Linked DNA regions of Homo sapiens: region 2 is linked to region 1. Evidence: chromatin loops called from intact Hi-C (ENCODE). Cell type or tissue: mammary epithelial cell. All regions are shown on one strand. Each heading gives the region's core, and the rest is flanking DNA. Links, peaks and the distances in the headings are about the cores only. Region 1 overlaps AMBRA1 (autophagy and beclin 1 regulator 1). Region 2 overlaps DGKZ (diacylglycerol kinase zeta).

Region 1 (10,548 bases), core at 1,724-9,723:
ACCGGCCTGGCCAACATGGTGAAACCCTGTCTCTACTGAAAATACAAAAAATTAGCCAGGCATGGTGGTGGGCGCCTGTAATCCCAGCTACTCAGGAGGCTGAGGCAGGAGAATCACTTGAACCTGGGAGGCGGAAGTTGCAGTGAGCTGAGATCGGGCCACTGCACTCTAGCCTGGGTGACAGAGCAAGACTATGTCTCAGAAATAAATTAATTAATTAATTAATATAAAATTACTTTCTTATGAAGAGGCAAGAGATGCCTGGATTTTTCCAATCACTTAATAAGACACAGAAGACTAAGTGGATGAAGGCCAGTATGTATGTGATTGTCAGAGATAGAACAGGGCTATGTTTTTCTCATACAAGGGTGTCAGAGAACAAATGTACACTAACACCTCAAGGTGGCAATTATTAGAATAAAACAAAAGTTTTTCTCAAAAACTTGAGGAGGAAGCTCCTGAAAACCCGTAGTAGGAGAATTTACTACTGATAAGCTTAAGAGCTTATGGGGGAAGAAAGGTTGAAGAGTTCTTTTGAGATGTTGTTTCTCTCTTTTGCCGAGGCTGGAGTGCAGTGGTGCGATCTCAGCTCACTGCAACCTCTGCCTCCCGGCTTCAAGCGATTCTCTTGCCTCAGCCTCCCAAATAGCTGGGACTACAGGCACCCACCACCATGCCCAGCTAATTTTTGTATTTTTAGCAGAGATGGGGTTTCACCATGTTGGCCAGGCTGGTCTCAAACTCCTGACCTTGTGATCCGCCCACCTTGGCCTTCCAAAGTGCTGGGATTACAGGCGTGAGCCACAGTGCCCGGCCTTAAGAGTTCTAATCTATGAAATCTATGAAATAATGTTCAGTTAAATAAAACAGGAAATAAGAAATACTTTATATATCTTACATTAGTAATAATGAGTAGCATACAATTAATTTTCATTTACCACTAACAACGCTCATACTCTTGGGCACTAGCAATTCCACTTCTAGAACTTCATCTTCTAAAAACACTTAAGTACACAAAGATCCTGCAACACTGTGAAAAAGAAAACAAAACATGGCCAACATGGTGAAACCCTGTCTCTACTAAAAATACAAAAATTAGCCAGGCCTGGTGGCACACACTTGTAATCCCAGCTACTCGGGAGGCTGAGGCACGAGAATCGCTTGAGCCCCAGAGGTGGAGGATGCAGTGAGCCAAGATTGCACCACTGCACTCCAGCCTGGGCTACAAAGCGAGACTCTGTCTCAAAAGAAAAAAAAAAAAGGAAAAGAATTAAAATAAATGGAAAAATGTGTTTTGATTAGCATAGAAAAAATTCTGGAGTTAACACACACACAAATTGTTAATAGCAGATCTCTGAGCAGTGGCTTTAAGAGGATATCCACTTTCTACAATTGTACATTTCTGTAATGTTTGATTTTTTACAAATGAATTGACAATAGTTTTGTAATTAGCAAAAAACAGGAATTTCATTTCCATTTATGATCTCTTGTTTACTATTAATTTTTCAAGCTCTCCCTTCCTCACAGTTCGATAACACGCCTTCTTGTTTGGAGGTTGGGGAAGAGTGGAGGGGCTTTGTTGCAGGTAATATGCCTGCTGAGATGATTGATTCATTCATTTGTTCAACCGTTCATCAGCTCTTCACCCAAACATTTAAGGCCTCTCTTATCTTGACAGAACAAGTCACTCCTCCTTTTTGGTTCTCAACACAGTCTCAAGACACAAATCAATCTAAAAGTGTGCAGAGTTGGCCTAGCTTTAATTTACGCTACTTAGCTCCTAGGTCTATTCTCAACCAGCAGCCACAGTTATCTTTTTAAAATATAAGATCATGCTACTCCACTTCTGATGGTTTCCCAAGTCACTCAAAGGAAAAGGCAAAAATCTTTTAAATGGCTTAGAAGACCCTGCATAATCTCATCCTTGTCACCTCTCCAACTTCATCTTCTATCACTCCATCCCTTGCTGTGCTCCAGCTGCACTGGCTGACGGTGCCAAGCATCTCAGAGATTTTGCATTCGCCCTTTCCTCTGTCTAAAATGTCCTTCCCCTAGTGTCGACGGGGTTTGTTTTCGCACTTCTTTAAGGTCTCCTCTGCTCCAGTGTAACCTTATCAAACCTTTTTTGATGATCCTATTTCAAATTGCAGCATCCCCTACATTTTTTATACATTTCTCTTTTTTGCCATAGAACTTATCACTGTCTGGCATACTAGATATCTTATTTTTTTATTGTCTTTCTCCCATTAGAATGAGAGAATTATTGCTGGCATTTAAATAGCACCTGGTGCCAGCCAGGTGCGGTGGCTCAGGCCTATAATCCCAGAACTTTGGGAGGCCGAGGCGGGCGGAGCACCAGAGGTCAGGAGTTCAAGACCAGTCCGGCCAACATGGTGAAACCCCGTCTTTACTAAAAATACAGAAAAGTTAGCCAGGCGTGGTGGCAGGCGCCTGTAATCCCAGCTAGTTGAGAGGCTGAGGCAAAAGAATCACTTGAACCCGGGAGGCGGAGGTTACAGTGAGCCCAGATCGCACCATTGCACTCCAGCCTGGGCAAGAAGAGCGAAACTCCATCTCAAAATAAAGTAAAATAAATAGCACCTGAAATCCAGCAGGTGCTTGGTAAATATCTGTTAATGGAATGAGTGAATGGATGGATGCATGGATCAATCACAGTTTACAAGCCCAACTCTCAGCGTTATTAGGAAGAACCAAACTCATCCAGGAAGCAGTCCTTGTGCATACTCCTCAGTTCCCTCTTCCTTTTTCTGAGAGACAGGGTCTCCACTCTGTTGCCCAGGCTGCAGTGCAGAGGCGCAATCATGGCTCACTGCAGCCTCAACCTTCTGAGCTCAAGCGATCCTCCCACCTCAGCCCCACGAGTAGCTGGGACTACAGGCACATGCCACGATGCCCAGCTAATTTTTGAGCTTTTTGTAGAGATAGGGTTTCACCATGTTGCCCAGGCTGGTCGCAAATTCCTGAGCTCAAACCATCTGCCCAACTTGGCTTCTCAGAGTGCTGGGATTACAGGCATGAGCCACCACACCCAGCCCTCAGTACCCTATTCTAAAGCCTGAGTTTACCTTCCCCAGCTTCCCTTCCCTTACATCTCTTAAAATAAGTTTGTTAATTCCACCACAGGCTTTGTCTCCTTTTTATTTCCCAATACTTGTTCCTCTCTCTTCCTAGAAAGAACACGTCATAATTTGCCTGTATCACAAATGAAATTCTCACAGTTGAGGATTCTTTCCTATTTGTCCTTAAATGCCGAACTTCTAACTAAGAAGAACTCAGAAGTTAGAAAGCGTTTACTGTATAGTATCTTGAATACCAAAGACAACAATTCCACCAGTTTTTTTCAGGGGGAACTATTCACACTCCGCATAATTAGAGGTAAAGCAAAACTTTCTGCTAACTAACATAAGGATTCTGACCTCCACAAGAAAAAAGGGACCTACAAGCATCTCAAAACTTAACAAGGTTCACTCTCATGATGCTCAGACTCCAAAACAAAAGATGAGAGCACACATTTTCTCAAACCCTAAAAATCCTACTTCTAAGCAAATTTAATGAATGCCTTCCACAGAAACTTAAAGAAAAAGCATCAGTAGGAAAGAACCTTCGCATTTAAATTGGATTATCCACATGTAATTTTTGAACTAAATCAAGACCAAGTATACCTTCATAGAGATTGCAGAAGAATCTTTAAGGAGAAAAAAAATACCAACAGCACTGACTGGCAGAGATAATAATATTACTGAGGTGCCAAGCCAAAGACCTAATAATATTACTGAGATGCCAAGCCAAAGACCAACAAAATGGTGTCAAGAGCAAGCTGTATTCAATAGGAATGGGGTACCAAAAAGATAAAAAAAGGGAAGGCTGCATATGATGCCAGTGCTCTCGAGGAAGGCGCAGACCCTGAGTCATCAGTGTAAAGCCAATATGAAGGACACATATTGGCCAGGTGCAACAGACTTATTACAGGCTTCAGGACAACCCATTCACAAGTTAGGAACATAGCACACAGTGAAACATCAGAGGTCACCGGAGCTCAAGTTTTGGAAGGTGTGACTTCCTTGTACAACTCTAAGTAATACCGTTTCATTTATTTAACAAGTGATTATTGAGCCAATGACTCTCTGTAAGACCAAATGATGGGATATAGTAATAGGTTTTTTAATCTTTTTTACTAAAAAGGCCAAACAGGACTTATATTGCATATGAAACCATAAGGAACATAATTTCAATTCTACTTATTCAATTCAACTAACATTTACTGAGCATCTACTGTGTGGCCAGGTAGTATTCTAGGTAGACAAGGGATATATACAGACATGATCACTGCCTTCAGGGAGCTCACTGACGGAAAGGTAAACAAATAATTTTCTGTCATGGGTGCAATATCACAAAGAAGTATCTAGTACACATGCAACAAAGAAAAGGAAGTGATTACTTGGGACAGTCAGGGAAGGTTTCCCAAGGGACACGGTGACAGCTGTGCTGGGTTTTGAATAATAAATTGTGTATATTCCCCATCCAAAGAAACTGGGAGAGATTAGATATCGAAACTCTTTAGACTCAGCTAGATCAATGGCACAGAAAAACTACTAAATTTGGACCCCTTTCTATAGTAGTCAGGCTAAGAAGACTGCTACTTTCCTCATTTTTAGGTTGCCGGCCCCCTTTTGTGGACCTACAATCAGCCCCGCAGACACCCATTTATTTTCCTCCATCAATGTTTGGGCCGAGGCCTCCCTGGAGAATCCCCAAGTGACTGGAGCTGAGGGATCAAATAAGTGTGGTGGCCCACGAAGCCTCAAAGGGCTTCAGACTGTTCTAAGCTCCAAAGCAATTCCCCCATAAAAGTCTAAGAAACTTAGCAATCCAATGAGGGCTTCTAACTCTAACCTTGATGGCCACATTTCACACTAAGGCCGTCAATGTACTTCCCCAGTCTTCATCTATCATGAGAGAAAAAGACCTAAATTCTCAGAAGACGCTCAGTCTTACTAAATACTCCAGACCCAAGTCTTTAACTACCTAGAGACAGAATACAGAAACAATTAGTGCTTCTAGGAGGAGATTGAGACCAATTTTTATCTCTCTCAGTTGCTGGAATTTTAATAGTGAACATCCCTAACAGGGATCACTTTATTGGGATTAATCAATGTAGTTCTATGGGCAAATAACTAAAACAGCATTTCTCCTAGAAGCATTGTGTTAGTTACCATTCTACCCAAAAATAATAATTACAAATTATCTAACAGACCTCCAATTTCTTACAATAAGAGTTAACTGAAAAGTTCCCTCAGGCAATGACCTACATGAGCAACAGAGGTTTTGACAAAGAAAACTGCTGTTTGAAGGCACTTATTTCAAATGAAACGGAGGAAAGGGTGCCCTCTTCAGGGCCCAGGAGTTCAAACCCCACTTTTGCTTACAAACACCTCTTTAAGAAATCATTTACTCTCTCTGTTTTGTCATCAGAGAGAGACTAGACTACAAAAGTTCTAGGTTCCCTCCAGTTTTAACTTGCCATTGAAACCATTTTCTTTTTCCTAGTACCAGTTTTTAAAGGCCAAGGGCACCCTACCGCAAGGAGCCACAATACCCTGATCTTCTGCTGGATCCTGCACTCCCACACAGAGAAATCATTTCTTTGTAGTGAAGCAAAGGCCCACCACTCAAGTTGCAATGTAGCGTCAGACTATTATAAAAAGACAGTTTGCCCTCCACTGCCCACAGGCAAAAGGAGACAAACCGTGTACTGGTTATTACCACTTGGCAGCACACAGCTACACTGAAATACACACTGTATGCTTATCAATACCCTCACTATTTGCAAACACTATTAAATATCCCAGCAGCACCAAGGATCCAGACATCTCTCCTTTGCCTATCTTCTACTATAAGGCCAATGAACAAAACTTTCTCCTTTCAAGTACAATCACCTTTTATGAACTCCACTCACTCAGGAACAACAGTCATCTACAAAAACAGGCTTTGTTAAAAGAACCAACCTCGTACACAAACAGCAGGGACACCTTTTCTTCCCAGTCATCCTAACCTAGCAGCAGCAGCCCAACAGTGACACCTGCTGGAGAACTAGAAGCAAGGGTTGGCTCATCACCTAGAGACTTTCAGCCCCTTTAGAAGGCAGAGGAAGAGGCAGACCAGCACCTGTTTGTCTTAGTGATTTACATCAGAATGCAGCCATTCAAATGGTGGTCCTTCTTTAATGTGTACGCACTTATTTTACAACATACCTCATTTTTGAGACAGCTGTCAGCCCTTATGGTATACGACATCCTAGCTCATTTAAAAGTGATTCCATATAAATAATGTAACTACTGTATTAATATACTATCTTACAATGAGAACCCTGAGTTATTTGTATATTTTAAAAGAAAATGAGCATAAATATAAAATTGTTTACAGTGAGATGACCAGGGACTTCATTTTTATAATACACATTTTTAAATGGTTGAACTTTAAACCACAATGCATATATTTTTTGGCACCAGAAAAGAAAAAAATACTTAAACAAAAAATTATGGTACATCCTTAATAGTTTCTGGGTTTTTTTTTAGACGGAGTCTTGCTCTGTCGCCCAGGCTTGAGTGCAGTGGTGCAATCTCGGCTCACTGCAACCTCCGCCTCCCCGGGTCCAAGTGATTCTCCTGCCTCAGCCTCCCACGTAGCTAGGACTACAGGCATGCACCACCATGCCTGGCTAATTTTTTTTGTATTTTTAATAGAGACGCGGTTTTACCATGTTAGCCAGGCTGGTCTCGAACTCCTGACCTCAGGCAATCTGCCTGCTTCGGCCTCTCAAAGTGCTGGGATTACAGGCGTGAGCCACTGCACCTACCCAGTAGTTTCTGGGTTTTAAATAACCTACTTTATTAAGTGATTAATAATATTTTAGATGTATAATATCATAGCCATTAGTCACATGTGATTATTTAAATTACTTAAAAATTTAAAGATTACATTTATTTTCTCAGATCACAGTAGCAGCATTTCAAATGCTCAATAGCCATGTGTGGCCAGTGGCTACCATCTTACATAGCACAGATAGAGAACATTTCCATCAGTGTAAGAAGTTTTATTGGACAGCATTGCTCTAGAAAATCTAGTGGTTACAGACAAAATTATCTGATATCTAGGTGCCGGGAGCAGACGGAATATAGATTAAAGAAAGCCAGCCAAGCATTGATAACCTTTGAAGTCAGGTTATAGGTGTATGGAAGCTCAGTTATACTTTTCTCTTCGTTTTTATATATGTTTGAAGATTTCCATAATAAAATATTAAAAGAAAAAAAGTGGTTCACTTAAAAATGAAGTTATCGGCCAGGCGCAGTGGCTCACACCTGGAATCCCAGCACTTTGGGAGGCCAAGGTGGGCAGATCACCTGAGGTCGGGAGTTTGAGAGCAGCCTGATCAACATGGAGAAAATCCGTCTCTACTAAAAATACAAAATTAGCCAGGCGTGGTGGCGCATGCCTATAATACCAGCTACCCGGGAGGCTGAGGTAGGAGAATCACTTGAACCCAGGAGATGGAGGTTGTGGTGAGCCGAGATCACACTATTGCACTCTAGCCTGGGCAACAAGAGCGAAACTCCATCTCAAAAAAATAAAAATGTTATATTAAGGAAAATGCCATGAAGGGCAGCTTGCACAAATCTTTAGTCATGAAGACCAGAGTTCAAATTCTCACTCAGAGACCTATTATATGATCTTTCACAAGAAACTGACTTCCCTGAGCCTCACTTTCCTCAACTTTATAAAATGGAAAATTGAATACCTGACTTGCATAGAGTCGTTGTTGAAGGCAGAAGGAATTATTTCAAAGCAAGAACACAATACCTAACACATAGTAGGCCCTCAGTAACTGGTATCTCTTTTTTTCCTTTTTTCTTGAGATGGAGTCTTGCTCCATCACCCAGGCTGGAGTGCAGTGGCGTGATCTTGGCTCACCGCAACCTCCATCTCCTGGGTTCAAGCGATTCTCCTGCCTCAGCTTCCCAAGCAGATGGGACTACAGGCCTGCGCCACCAAGCCCGGCTAATTTTTGTATTTTTAGTAGAGATGGGGATTTACCATGTTGGCCAGGCTGGTCTCGAACTCCTGACCTTAAGTGGTCTGCCCGACTCAGCCTCCCAAAGTTCTTGGATGACAGGCGTGAGCCACCGTGCCCGGCAGTAACTGGTATCTCTAATTATCATCAAACAATAGAGTTTATTTAAACCACTCAGGAATTTCTCAGAATAGCACATGAAGAGGTACTACTAAAGCAGAATGGACAAAAGCTAACCAGAGCACACTGGTATTACGGAAACAGCAACTGCTTGGTTTCTTAGAGCAGTAACTGAAGACAGTCCTTTTACAGAGATCTTTAATAAACTTTTAAAGTGCCTACTACATGTCATGCCCTGTGTTGACTGCCTTCTCACCACTCTTGGCAAAGAGGAAGAACAGAGGCTCGGGCTCCTGATGAAGACCAGTATGCCAGGCACAATATTCCAAAACCAGGAATTGAGGAGCTGTTAATCCAGAACTGGTTTCAAGCATATGGGCAGAGTTAGCAACCTCTCTATTTTATTCATCTTTCACATCTAGTCAAGTCTCCCTCTGCTTCCTACCCAGGGCCCTTAGTAACTGCCTAAGAACCTACACATACCATACCCTTTCCTCCCTTAACATGTGCTGTTTCCCTAAAATAAAAAGGTCTTGCTCTCTCCAAATCCTATCCATCTTTCAAGACTTGATTTTGCAAAGCCTTCTTGGATGATACTTCCCTCTCTCTGAGACTACATCCAATCTCGGTACCATACAATGAAGCATTTGCTCATCTATACTTTTGAAAAATTTCGTTGTCTTGCCTCCACAATAACACTGTAGACTCAGGTGGGTAAAGACCATGTATTATACTTCTTTTGTATTTCCCACAGTGCCTAGCACAGTGTTAGAAAATTTGTAACCATTCAACTAATACTTATTGACTGAGTGACTGTCTAAAGCATCCTCCCAAAATAACAAGTACATTATGTGCATAATTCATATTCCCACCCTTGTTAGAAGCTTATGTCAGAGAAATTTCAGTTGCTTCGACAGAGGATGTAATGCAGCGCAATATGCTGTTTGGATCCAACAGGCATATTCTTGGAGTTGGTGATTATGCTAGCTTTGACCTTTACAAAATTACAGAAAGAAGTCCCTAATAAATCAAGATAGATGCGCACATAGCCATACATGGAACATATGGTGGGCGATCAACTACACCTACTCTGTTTCTCCCATGAAAGAGTTGGCTAGGATGCCAATCTGAGTATGGAGAGTCTTTCCTTCCATGAATTATTCTTCTTCTCCACCCCAAGGTGAAAGTCCACCTGGAAGGTCCATTCAGAGAATCTCAACTGAGCAATAGGCTGCCCAAAAACAAGTATCTCTGAAAAAATTGGAATTTTTCTTGACATACATATATATACATATATGTATTTTTTTTTCTTTTCCCTTTGTCAAACTGCAGTGTTCCAAAAGATAAGGATTAGGAAGTGAACTCAGTTGTCCAAAGCAATACAATCAGCGAAGAGCCAATATACTAATCTCTACCATGCAGGGTTCTCTTTTACTTATTCCTAGGCACTCTGGGACTACTACAATAAGTAGTCCTGCACATACAATGTCTCGACAAGGTCAAAAAGCAGGCAGAGAAAGTCAATGGTTCCATCTCCTCATGCCTCTCTAACCTAATCTACACTCTCCTTTCAAGGCTAAAGCCAGAACCTTGAGCTTAGCCGAAATAGAGCTAGCGCAGCCAACTGACTCATACTGCTAGGCCCTATCCTATCTCTGCCACCAGAGCAAGATTTTCCAAGAAAATGCAATGGCGAGATCAGAAGCAGATGCGTGGGTCCCAGACACTCCAGATACAGCCACAACATCTATAGGACTCAAGGAAATGATACAAGGAGAAAAGCAAGGGATGCAGAAGATAGGAAAGCGACTGCTTACCTCCTGAGTGAATCCTCCTCAGAGCTCTCCTCAGGCATATCCTGATGTAAGGCCTCCTGTGACACAGTTCCAGATCTGCTGGACTGGGTGTAAATTCTTTCCCAGTGGCCTGTCTCCTGGTTAAAGGCCACCCCCACAGTCCTCTCCTCCTGCGGACTAGCAGAGCTGCTCAACTCCAGCCTGCTGGAGCTGGGCGTTTGGCCCTCAGTCCGCTCGAGAGGTGGCAACTGGCTGCCACTTGATGGCACACTCTCAAAGGAGCTGGGGACCTGCCAAGAGGAACTAGCCTCGCCAGAGGAGTAGTTAGGTGTGGTTCTTTCCCAGCGCAGGGTATCGTTGTTGAAGGTCAGGAGATTGTGGCAAGCACGACAGCGATTCAGGTGGCCACGGGACAGGTTGGAGTTGTTCTCACTGCTGTGTGGGGTGGGCTGGTGGGAAGGGCCTGGCCTCTCAGATTCAATGTTATTGTTGAGCATTTCCTGGGCCTGTTGGGTCTGGGGAGCTTCCCCACTCAGGCTCTGA
Region 2 (10,548 bases), core at 1,492-9,491, 170 kb before region 1:
CCCATCTCTAGAATGGAGCTGCAGGTCCTGCTTACCTCACAGGGCTGTGGTGAGGATTACACGAGATGATAAAGTACTTAGCCCAGGGCCTGTCACGTAGCAGGTGTTCGTTATTATTCCCTATCTGGTTCCCTTTCCTACCCCATCCCAGCCTCATGTTCCAGGAGGAAGGACCCTGCAACCCACCCCATTTCTGGGACGCAGGCTTTGCCGTTAGGTAGACTTGGACTCCAGCACTGACTCCACACTGACTTGCCGTGGACTCTAGGCGGTCACCTCTGCGTCAACTTCCTCATCAGGAATGCAGTGTGATGCAGTACCTATTCCTTGGGGTTGCAGTTTATGAAATGATCTAAGTGTTTGTCAGGGGCTTAGCACAGTGCCTGACACATAGGGGCTCAGTAAATGTCAGCCGTGACACTGGTGATTTTGGGGGAGACCCAGCGCTCTCCACCCATGCCTGCTGTCCTGCCCCTGCAGCTCCCTCCGGCCCAGGTGGTCTGCTTTGAGTGGGGCACTATTTGGGGTCATAAGAGCACTGCCCTGACCTCCCTGTCATCTGAGGCAGCTGGAAACTCCAATAGGCAGAGACCAAGAGCTGAGCTGTGCAGAACTCTGCTTCCCTAGGCACCTCCACCCTGTCCATCTCTCCCCCAACACCCCTGTACCTGGCCTGAAGCTGCTCAAGACCTGCAGGGCAGTAGCAAATCAGTGCAGTGTATGGAAGGAGAAGGTGCTAGACGTGCGGCCTGGGCCTGACTCCTCCAGCCCTTCATCTTTGCCTTCATCCTTCCTCCTGCCCAACATGCGTCCAGGGCATCACCCACCATGCCTAATTAATGCCAGCCTTCAGGGGACCACAGGGCTTCTTCTGTCAGCCCCAGGCAGCACTGTCCCAGGGCTGTGACCTTGACCTCTGTGGCTGCCAGCGGTTAGGATGCATCCCCCACCAGTCTCTCCCCAGGACCAGGGCCCAGGAGATCACCTGCTGTGGGGCACAGGTGGCCTCAGGTACCTGGAGGCATCGCCAGCCTGATCCATGCCAGGCAGGCTGCCCTTCCCCCACTGTTAGGAGAGGTAGGGCACAGGAGCTCGATGCTGGCTGTGAAGAAGGGTAGGCAGGGCTGAGGTGAGCTGGCAGAGGGAGCAAAGCATGAGTTCAGGATGGGTCCATGGAGGCCAGGTCCAGGTGGGAGCTAGGATGATGCCCACAGCTCCTGCCTGCCTGCAGGAGGGAGCTCTGGGCTGTGCAGCGTTTGGAATTGTGAGTATGGGGGCTTCCAGCATCAGGGCCGCAGAAGAATGTGCAGTCACAGGCTCCATCAGGAGCAGAGTCAGAAGGGTTTCCCGGCATCACCCAGCTTCACCCTGGGGTATCCGTACTTTGTCCCTTCAGAAAGGTGAGACAGAGCAGTCGAGCACCAGAAAGTTCTTACCATCAGCACTTCAGACATACAGGCACGCACACACCCAGAATCCAGAAGGCTTTGCTTTTGGCCCAAGCCTATTGTCACGGCCCCCTGGGTGTGAAGGGAGACTGAGCAGCCTCTCTCCCAGGAGAGCCAGACAGTGACTCTCCAGTTCCCTGAGACCTGGTCTCCCCTGAGCTACACATTAGACCCTCTCTATTTCCAGGAGTCACCTTCAGCCTGACCCCAAGGCTATGGGCTGAGAGACTCTGGGGGTCCTGTCAGGATTAAGTTCCTTTGCAGAGAGCCTCATTTTGTTATAGCTTGGTTTGCTCCATGTCCCATGAGGGGACACCTAACCTGCCCCCACCATGTTGGTGGCAAAACAAAGGCCCAGCAAGTGGGAAGCCCTGCCCTGGGCCCCACCGTCCATCCAGGCAGACCGACTCCCCATTTTCTTTTTGTTTTCTTTTCCATCAGCTTCCGGCAGGGCAGGTGGAGGCCTTTAGGCCCAGAGCTCTGTAGATTCTGGTGCCTGGATGGGGGAAGAAGGGGTAGCCTGAAGCACCCACCTCCCTGGGACTCCAGGGCTCCCTAGGGTGCAATGGGGGAGAGCATCAGTGCCCCAACAGCTGTAAACGTGGGCTCCCCTGAGCACCCCTGGGATCCTCACATGGAGGTCAGAGGCTGCAGTGACCCCTCCCTCCCTCAGGGGTTGCTTCCCTTCTCATGGGGCAGAGGCTGTGAATGGGCTCCTGGTTGCTTCCCTTCTCATGGGGCAGAGGCTGTGAATGGGCTCCCGGACACAGGACAGACCGTGGCCTGATCCAGCTCCTGATGCTCCCGGTCTCTGTGCCCAACAGCCAACCGCCTGCCATGGAGACTTTCTTTAGGAGACATTTCCGGGGGAAGGTGCCAGGCCCTGGAGAGGGGCAGCAGCGGCCCAGCAGCGTGGGGCTGCCCACAGGCAAGGCCCGGCGTCGCTCCCCCGCTGGGCAGGCCTCCTCCTCACTGGCACAGCGGCGCCGCTCCAGCGCCCAGCTCCAGGGCTGCCTCCTGAGTTGCGGGGTGAGGGCCCAGGGTTCCAGCCGCCGGCGCTCCAGCACTGTGCCCCCTTCCTGCAACCCCCGCTTCATCGTGGATAAGGTGCTCACTCCACAGCCTACCACCGTGGGGGCCCAGCTTCTGGGTGCACCCCTGCTGTTGACCGGGCTTGTGGGCATGAATGAGGAGGAGGGTGTCCAGGAGGATGTGGTAGCCGAGGCATCGAGCGCCATCCAGCCAGGCACCAAGACACCAGGGCCACCCCCACCTCGGGGCGCCCAGCCGCTGTTGCCCCTACCCCGCTACCTGCGCCGAGCCTCCTCCCACCTGCTCCCCGCGGATGCCGTATATGACCACGCTCTCTGGGGCCTGCACGGCTACTATCGGCGCCTCAGCCAGCGGCGGCCCTCAGGCCAGCACCCTGGCCCTGGGGGCCGAAGAGCCTCAGGCACCACCGCCGGCACCATGCTGCCCACCCGTGTGCGCCCACTGTCCCGCAGGCGCCAGGTAGCCCTACGGCGCAAGGCGGCCGGACCCCAGGCCTGGAGCGCCCTGCTCGCGTAGGTATAGCTGTGGCCAGCAGGGCGAGTGGTGTGACCTCCTGTGGGTCTGGCCTGGGCATGGGCCTTGAAGCTCTGCCTGGCTGAGGGTTCCCCACTTGGGAACACTCTGGGCAGTACCCTGAAGCCAGCGTACCCCAAAAGGCCATGTCTCTTGCAGGGAGCCTCTTAGTGTCTGGGGCTGCTGGGAGGCTCCTCCGCCCTCCCTGTTGCCGAGGTCACGGAAAGGGCAGAGGCCCCAGGAGGTGGGAGGAAGTAGGGTCAGCAAGTGCTCAGCCCCCTCCTCAGCTGTCTTCTCCTCTCTAGGAAAGCCATCACCAAGTCGGGCCTCCAGCACCTGGCCCCCCCTCCGCCCACCCCTGGGGCCCCGTGCAGCGAGTCAGAGCGGCAGATCCGGAGTACAGTGGACTGGAGCGTGAGTGCCTGAACACCCCTGGGTCCCAGACCCTCTGGGCTCTTGGCCAAGGCGCAGCTGGCGGGTGGAGGCACTAAAGGCAGCTGGGAGAGCCAAGCCTGGAAGGGTTGGGACAGTGGGGCAGACGGAACAGAGCAGGGTCGATCGGGGCGCTGGAGTGGGTTTGTCTTGGGAGAGGGCGGGTGGGCGGGGGCTGATGGGAGGGAGGGCTGGGCGGCCAGCGTGTGCTGAGCAAGCCCATCCCGTGGCTAGGAGTCAGCGACATATGGGGAGCACATCTGGTTCGAGACCAACGTGTCCGGGGACTTCTGCTACGTTGGGGAGCAGTACTGTGTAGCCAGGATGCTGGTGAGTGCTCGTAGGGGCACGCCGCCCCCTGCTGGTGGAGCCAGTAGCCGCAGCCCTTCCGGGAACGTGGGATTGAGCCCGCTCCCTGGCACCCCTGCTGTGGGCCGCCCCAGGATGGTGAGGGGTGCAGGGGCTTTGTCCGGATGCCAGGACTGGGGCTTCCCAGTGCACACAAAGGGCAGCTGTGCTGGGGCAGGCAGCCTCCGAGATAGACTTACCTGGTGCCTCAGGGGCCCTCTCTTCCTGTCCTGCAGCAGAAGTCAGTGTCTCGAAGAAAGTGCGCAGCCTGCAAGATTGTGGTGCACACGCCCTGCATCGAGCAGCTGGAGAAGGTGGGTGGGTAGCTCAGCTTTGCCCGCCCCTGCCCTTTGGGTGCTGAGGCCCTTTCAGCGCGCACTCACACCCACATGTTATACAAACGGCCTGCCAGGAGTGACCCAGCACTCGGGGGTGAAGAGTCAAGGACCCTGGAGCCAAATGCCTGCGTTCGAATCCTGGCTCCTCACTGATTAGCTGCTGTATCCCCACTGCCTGGAACAAACCTGGCGCCTAGTGGGTTCGTTGAATATCACTCAATGGAATGAATTGACGAATGGTGGCCCTTGTACCATTTCACCATGTCCAAACTAGTGCTTAGAAGAGGCCATTGATTTGCTGAAGCTTCATAACTCAGCTGTGGCTACACCCTGCCTCTGTGGAGACCTTTCCCCAAGGGCCATTGTCCACTGTGCATTTGCAGCTGGGGGCATGTCTGGGCACTGTGCTTCTAGAGGTGGAGGCAGCACTGGGCAGACGGGTCAAGGCCAGGGGCAGAAGGGTTCGCATGGAGGGGCAGCGCTTCCCAGCCTGCAGAAACCCAGGCCATCATACGGGAGAGACTGTAAGACTAGGAGTGGTTCAGGCAGGCTCACACAGGCTGCTTTCCCCAGCCTCTGAATTGTAAAGTGAGGCTTCCTTATACCTCTAATAAGGCTGAAGTAGGGACAGTTATGAGAAGGGAAATAGAAATGCAGCCCCAAGCACTGTACACTCATCATTTAAGGTGGAAATCGACCTAGGGTTCCACAAATTAGCTAAAGGTCTCCAGGGGCCAGGCAGTGCAAGTCTGCGTGTGAGGACCAGGCTGGCTGCGTGTGCCCGGGTCGGGAGTGCCAGAGGGCGAGGAAGAAAGGATGCGGCCGAGTGCGGTGGCTCATGCCTGTAATCCCAGCACTTTGGGAGGCCGAGGTAGGTGGATCACCCTGAGGTCAGGAGTTTGAGACCAGCCTGGCCAACATGGTGAAACCCCATCTCTACTAAAAATCACAAAAATTAGCCAGGCGTGGTGATGCACACCTGTAATCCCAGCTACTCGGGAGGTGGAGGTTGCAGTGAGCCGAGATCGCACCACTGCACTCCAGCCTGGGCAACAGAGCGAGACTCTGTCTCAAAAAACAAAAACAAAAAAAAAACAACGAGCAAACCATGGTCCCATGTTAGTGGGGGAGACGGACCCAAAGCTCCCAACCTCCCCCTCATCCTGGGTCCTGGGTGGAAGAAGGAAAGATCCCTCTGGCTAGTGAGGAGGAGGCAGAGAGGCAGGAGGGCTTCTCACAGGAGGTGTCTCGTGTTTCAAGGACTCTCGTGACGATTTGGGGGTATCCCCACCTTGTGAGGATGACTCTGGGTTGTCCTGGAGGGAGTGACCACATACCTGACCCCGAAGGGAGGTTCTGACATTTTGGTGGTCACTGCCATGTTTCACAGATAAATTTCCGCTGTAAGCCGTCCTTCCGTGAATCAGGCTCCAGGAATGTCCGCGAGGTAAGTGCCCAGGGTGGTCAGGGATGGGGCCACCCTAAGATTCCTGCATGGGCCTCTGCGCAGTGCCTCTGGAGTGCCACCAGGGGGCTCGGCTCCCTCTAGGCTGCTGCTCACTGAGGTCTGTCTGAGGTCTGCCATGCGGAGGCCTAACTAGCGCTGCCTGCGGAGTGGGTGGGACAGCTTGTGCCTCCTGGTGCTTCCCAGCCTTCTCTGTCCCTCTGAGTCTGAGCCTCCCCCAGGCCATGAAGAGAGTCTTTAGCCCCTCCTCCACTCATGCGCAGGACTGCAGAGCGCTTCCTGCAGCCCCGTGTGTTGAGCCGTGTGGGCAGTCCTCAGGACTGTGCCCCTGCCCACCCCTCACCCAGTGAAATTTTTCCCCTTCTCCCCCAGCCAACCTTTGTACGGCACCACTGGGTACACAGACGACGCCAGGACGGCAAGTGTCGGCACTGTGGGAAGGTGAGAGGCCCTGCCCGAGGACATCGCCACCTGCACCTGCGGTCCTGAGCCCAGGCCATGTGGCCGGTGTGGCCTGCCGATCACTGACCACACCCTGGTGTGCAGAGTCCGGGGCTGACCCTCAGCCTGGCTGCAGTGCCTTCAGTTCTCAAGCACCCTGGCCTGCTCTTGGTCTCTGGGCTTAGTAGGAGAGCAGGGAGGAAAGTTTTCTTCCCATGTGGCACACCTGGCCTGCTTTGAAGCTGCAAGTGGCCCTTTGGAGAATCGTATAGACTTACTCATTCGGTGACTCCATGGATACTTGTGTGCCGAGCGCCAAGCTGGGCAGCGGTTTCCCACCCTCCTGAGGACAGTGTGGCTTGAAGCCAGGCTTTCCAGGCGACCGCCTAACCCAGTCCACAGTTGTTTGGTTCACTTTCTTGTTTGCTTCTTGCCCGCCTCCCTCAGTAAGTGCAGGCTCTCAAAGATGGAGAGGCTTGCTTCACTGATTCTCAGCGCCTGGCCCACTGCAGGCCTTTCATAACAGCCTGTGTGATGAACAGGGAATGAATGTGATAGGTACTCGGAAGCGGCAGTAAATTTCTTTAACAGCACATGGGGGTCTGGTCAGGCCTCGGGGGTAGGAAGGAGGGAAAATCCGAGTGAGGCAGGAGTTAGCCTGCAGTGTGGCAGAACGGGTATGCATGTGGTGCCGTGCAGGTAACTTCAGGGAGTCAGGGGGCCCGGGCTAAGCCACCCTGCTCTTCAGGCTTATCTTATACATATTTTTTTTTATTTTAAAAAATGTGTTCAGACTGGGTGTGGTGGCTCACGCCTGTAATCCCAGCACTTTGGGAGGCTGAGGTGGGTGGATCACCTGAGGTCAGGAATTCGAGACCAGCCTGGCTAACATGGTGAAACCCTGTCTCTACTGAAAATACAAAAAATTAGCTGGGCGTAGTGGTGGGCGCCTGTAATCCCGGCCACTCAGGAGGCTGAGACAAGAGAATCGCTTGAACCTGGAAGGTGGAGGTTGCAGTGAGCCAAGATCACGCCACTGCACTCCAGCCTGGGCAACAAGAGCGAGACTCCATCTCCAAACAAAAACAAAAAATGTGTTCAAAGCTGGGCATGGTGGCACATGCCTGTTGTTCCCAGTTACTTGGGGGGGCTGAGGCAGATTGCTTAAGCCCAGGAGTTTGAGACCAGCCTGGGCAACATAGCGAGGCCCTGTCTCTGGGTGGAGAGAGGCTGGCACCAGGAGAGGGGCTGGGTCTGCTGCTCCACGCCTGCCCTGGTTCCCATCCATCCTGTCTACCCTCAGGGATTCCAGCAGAAGTTCACCTTCCACAGCAAGGAGATTGTGGCCATCAGCTGCTCGTGGTGCAAGCAGGCAGTGAGTGGTGCCCCCGCCCCCAGGGCCAGGCCCTGCACTGCTGGGTTTGGGTCCCCGAGTCTGAACACGGTCCCGCTGAGCCCGGCCCCTCGCTCTCCTCAGTACCACAGCAAGGTGTCCTGCTTCATGCTGCAGCAGATCGAGGAGCCGTGCTCGCTGGGGGTCCACGCAGCCGTGGTCATCCCGCCCACCTGGATCCTCCGCGCCCGGAGGCCCCAGGTGAGTACTGCCTGCACCCTTGATGCCCCGTACGCACTTGGGGTCTGCCAGCTACCCCAGCCTGCCCACCTCGTCACCAACACCCCTGCTTCCCTTGCAGAATACTCTGAAAGCAAGCAAGAAGAAGAAGAGGGCATCCTTCAAGAGGAAGTCCAGCAAGAAAGGGCCTGAGGTCAGCCCCAGGCTGGGCAGAGGCTGCAGGGGAGCAGGAGAGAGGGGTCTGTTGCTCAGGGTACAGAACTTCCACCCCCAGCTAATGCTGCCAGCTGGTGGGGGTCTGTGTGGGCTCTGGGGCCTCTGAGGAAGGCAGGATTAGATGCCAGTTTCTGCTCTGTGGCCTGGTAAGATCTGGCCCAGAGATGGTACGTGAGGGTACAAAGAGGGAACAAAGTCACCCAGGGGGCCTGCTAAGGATGATGGTAGGGTGTCCTGGACGGGAAGGAGCTTACAGCCTCTCACCTTGTCTCCCAGGAGGGCCGCTGGAGACCCTTCATCATCAGGCCCACCCCCTCCCCGCTCATGAAGCCCCTGCTGGTGTTTGTGAACCCCAAGAGTGGGGGCAACCAGGTGAACGCGGCCTTGCCTCTCAGCTAAGGGCTCGGGCGGGGGTTGGGGTCCAGCCCGTCTGCCAGCAGCTGTTCCCAGAGCCCGTTTCTGGCTTCTACCCCAATCCCTCTTTCCCAGGGATCCTGAGAAAATCCTGTCCTTTCTCCACCCCTCACCCCTTATTGGCCCTGGTTCCCACAGTCACACCCCTCTCCCTCTGCTGCTCCCACTTCGTCCCACCACTGCCTGACTGTCTCTTGGCTCCCCATCCCATCCAGGGTGCAAAGATCATCCAGTCTTTCCTCTGGTATCTCAATCCCCGACAAGTCTTCGACCTGAGCCAGGGAGGGCCCAAGGAGGCGTAAGTACTTGCCAAGGTTTTGTGGGGGACATGGGGGGGAACTTGCCTCACTCCTGGGGTACAGCACACATCCCCTGACCCCACTGCCATCTTCCCATGAGCCCAGGCTGGAGATGTACCGCAAAGTGCACAACCTGCGGATCCTGGCGTGCGGGGGCGACGGCACGGTGAGCTCCCCGCATGGGCCAGCCGAGCACCAGGGCTGGGCCTGAAGCCGGGGTCCCTGTGGGCCTGATTTGCCTCTGTTCTTCCTCCCCCAGGTGGGCTGGATCCTCTCCACCCTGGACCAGCTACGCCTGAAGCCGCCACCCCCTGTTGCCATCCTGCCCCTGGGTACTGGCAACGACTTGGCCCGAACCCTCAACTGGGGTGGGGTAAGCACCCATAGGAGGGGGGTGCAGCTGGGGCCTCTCCAGCCACAGAGGGCTCAGTCCCTGCCTGCTCCCCCAGGGCTACACAGATGAGCCTGTGTCCAAGATCCTCTCCCACGTGGAGGAGGGGAACGTGGTACAGCTGGACCGCTGGGACCTCCACGCTGAGCCCAACCCCGAGGCAGGGCCTGAGGACCGAGATGAAGGCGCCACCGACCGGGTAAGTTGGCCAGGGTTGGTGGGGGGCAGGGCAGGTGACTGGGGACTGGATCCCACTTTTCCACTTGCTGGTTCTGGGACCTCGGGCGTGTCTCTTCATTTCTCCAACTTCCACTTCTTCCTTGTACGATGGGAATAATAGTACTTGCCTCACAAGATGCTGTTTTTTCTGTGTTTTTTTTTTGTTTTTTTTTTTTTTTTTTTGAGACTGAGTCTCGCTCTGTTACCCAGGCTGGAGTGCAGTGGCGCAATCCCAGCTCACTGCAACCTCCGCCTCCCAGGTTCAAGCGATTCTCCTGCCTCAGCCTCCTGAGTAGCTGGGATTATAGGCAGGTGCCACCACACCTGGCTAATTTTTGTTTTTCTGTTTTCTTTTTTTTTTCTTGTTTTTTTTTTTGTTTTTGTTTTTTGTTTTTTGTGACAGAGTCTCACTGTCACCCAGGCTGGAGTACAGTGGCACAGTCTTGGCTCACTGCAACCTCTGCCTCCCGGGCTCAAGCTATTCTCCTCCGTCAGCCTCCTGAGTAGCTGGGACTACAGGCACCCGCCACCACACCCGGCTAATTTTTGTATTTTTAGTAGAGATGGGGTCTCACCATGTTGGTCAGCCTGGTTTTGAACTCCTGACCTCAGGTGATCCATCTGCCTCGGCCTCCCAAAGCACTGGGATTACAGGCATGAGCCACCACGCCTGGTCAGAAGATGCTGCTTTATTCCATAGACATGCACTGAGCGCCTGCTACCTGCCAGGCACTTCTCTAAGCAGTGAGCAAAACCAAGCCTCGCTGTTGTGCTCCACATGGCATGTCAGGAAGAAGTGTTAGGGGAGCTGACAGGGAAGAGATGCTGCAGGCACGCAGGGAAATCCCCCAGGAGCCACCAGGCAGAGCAGGGCTGTGCCTGACAGCGGGTGAGCTGGGCTGAGCCCTAGCGGACGCTGCTGACCAGGAAAAGCCTGTGAACAGATGGGCTGAGCTGGCTCGGCCACACGAGGCCCCTGGAGCGGGGACATTTGTGAGGCCCAGCCCTCATTTTGGTCCCTTGACCTTTTTCCAGTTGCCCCTGGATGTCTTCAACAACTACTTCAGCCTGGGCTTTGACGCCCACGTCACCCTGGAGTTCCACGAGTCTCGAGGTTGGCAGCCTCCCACTGAGGCCAGGGCAGGGTGGGCACAGGAGTGTCCCCGGGAGGGTCAGACCCTGCTCCCGCCAGTGAAGGCATCCATCCCAGCCCTCCCCCAACCCCACCTGGGCAGGCTGGGGTGACTCACTGGCCCCCACTGCTTGTCTCCACCCAGAGGCCAACCCAGAGAAATTCAACAGCCGCTTTCGGAATAAGATGTTCTACGCCGGGGTGAGTGGGGTCTGCACCCCCGCCTGTGCCCACCTCTTCTACCACCCGTGCCCGTGCCCACCTGT

What was found. Hi-C counts contacts between places; a loop is a spot of excess contacts. Peaks named below come from ENCODE experiments on the same cell type or tissue, not always from the same donor. Only the 100,000 strongest peaks of a DNase experiment are listed, where the experiment ranks them.
Region 2: a loop joins it to region 1, with 14 times the contacts of the local background. A loop is called at or near these places in 15 of 110 quality-filtered maps.

What each region holds. Positions count from the first base shown.
Region 1 is chr11:46,531,919-46,542,466 of GRCh38, forward strand. It overlaps AMBRA1 (autophagy and beclin 1 regulator 1), which reads right to left. Exons shown (of 18, transcript NM_001387011.1): 7 at 10,027-10,548. Among named protein-coding and RNA genes, the nearest start is that of AMBRA1, 57 kb to the right of the region's middle. RefSeq lists enhancers at 5,707-6,210, 6,211-6,716 and a silencer at 10,041-10,335. In mammary epithelial cell, for the core only: CTCF peaks have their summits at 5,418 (motif pointing left) and 6,104 (motif pointing left); a DNase peak (open chromatin) is centred at 6,083; H3K27ac peaks cover 249 bases.
Region 2 is chr11:46,363,972-46,374,519 of GRCh38, forward strand. DGKZ (diacylglycerol kinase zeta) reads left to right here. Exons shown (of 31, transcript NM_001199267.2): 2 at 3,320-3,428; 3 at 3,681-3,776; 4 at 4,034-4,108; 5 at 5,523-5,579; 6 at 5,970-6,038; 7 at 7,342-7,413; 8 at 7,516-7,632; 9 at 7,733-7,804; 10 at 8,104-8,199; 11 at 8,457-8,539; 12 at 8,646-8,706; 13 at 8,800-8,913; 14 at 8,990-9,130; 15 at 10,186-10,264; 1 more. Among named protein-coding and RNA genes, the nearest start is that of MIR4688, 7.2 kb to the right of the region's middle. RefSeq lists enhancers at 5,215-6,414, 5,490-6,049, 6,050-6,607. In mammary epithelial cell, for the core only: CTCF peaks have their summits at 3,825 (motif pointing left) and 5,660 (motif pointing right); a DNase peak (open chromatin) is centred at 5,600.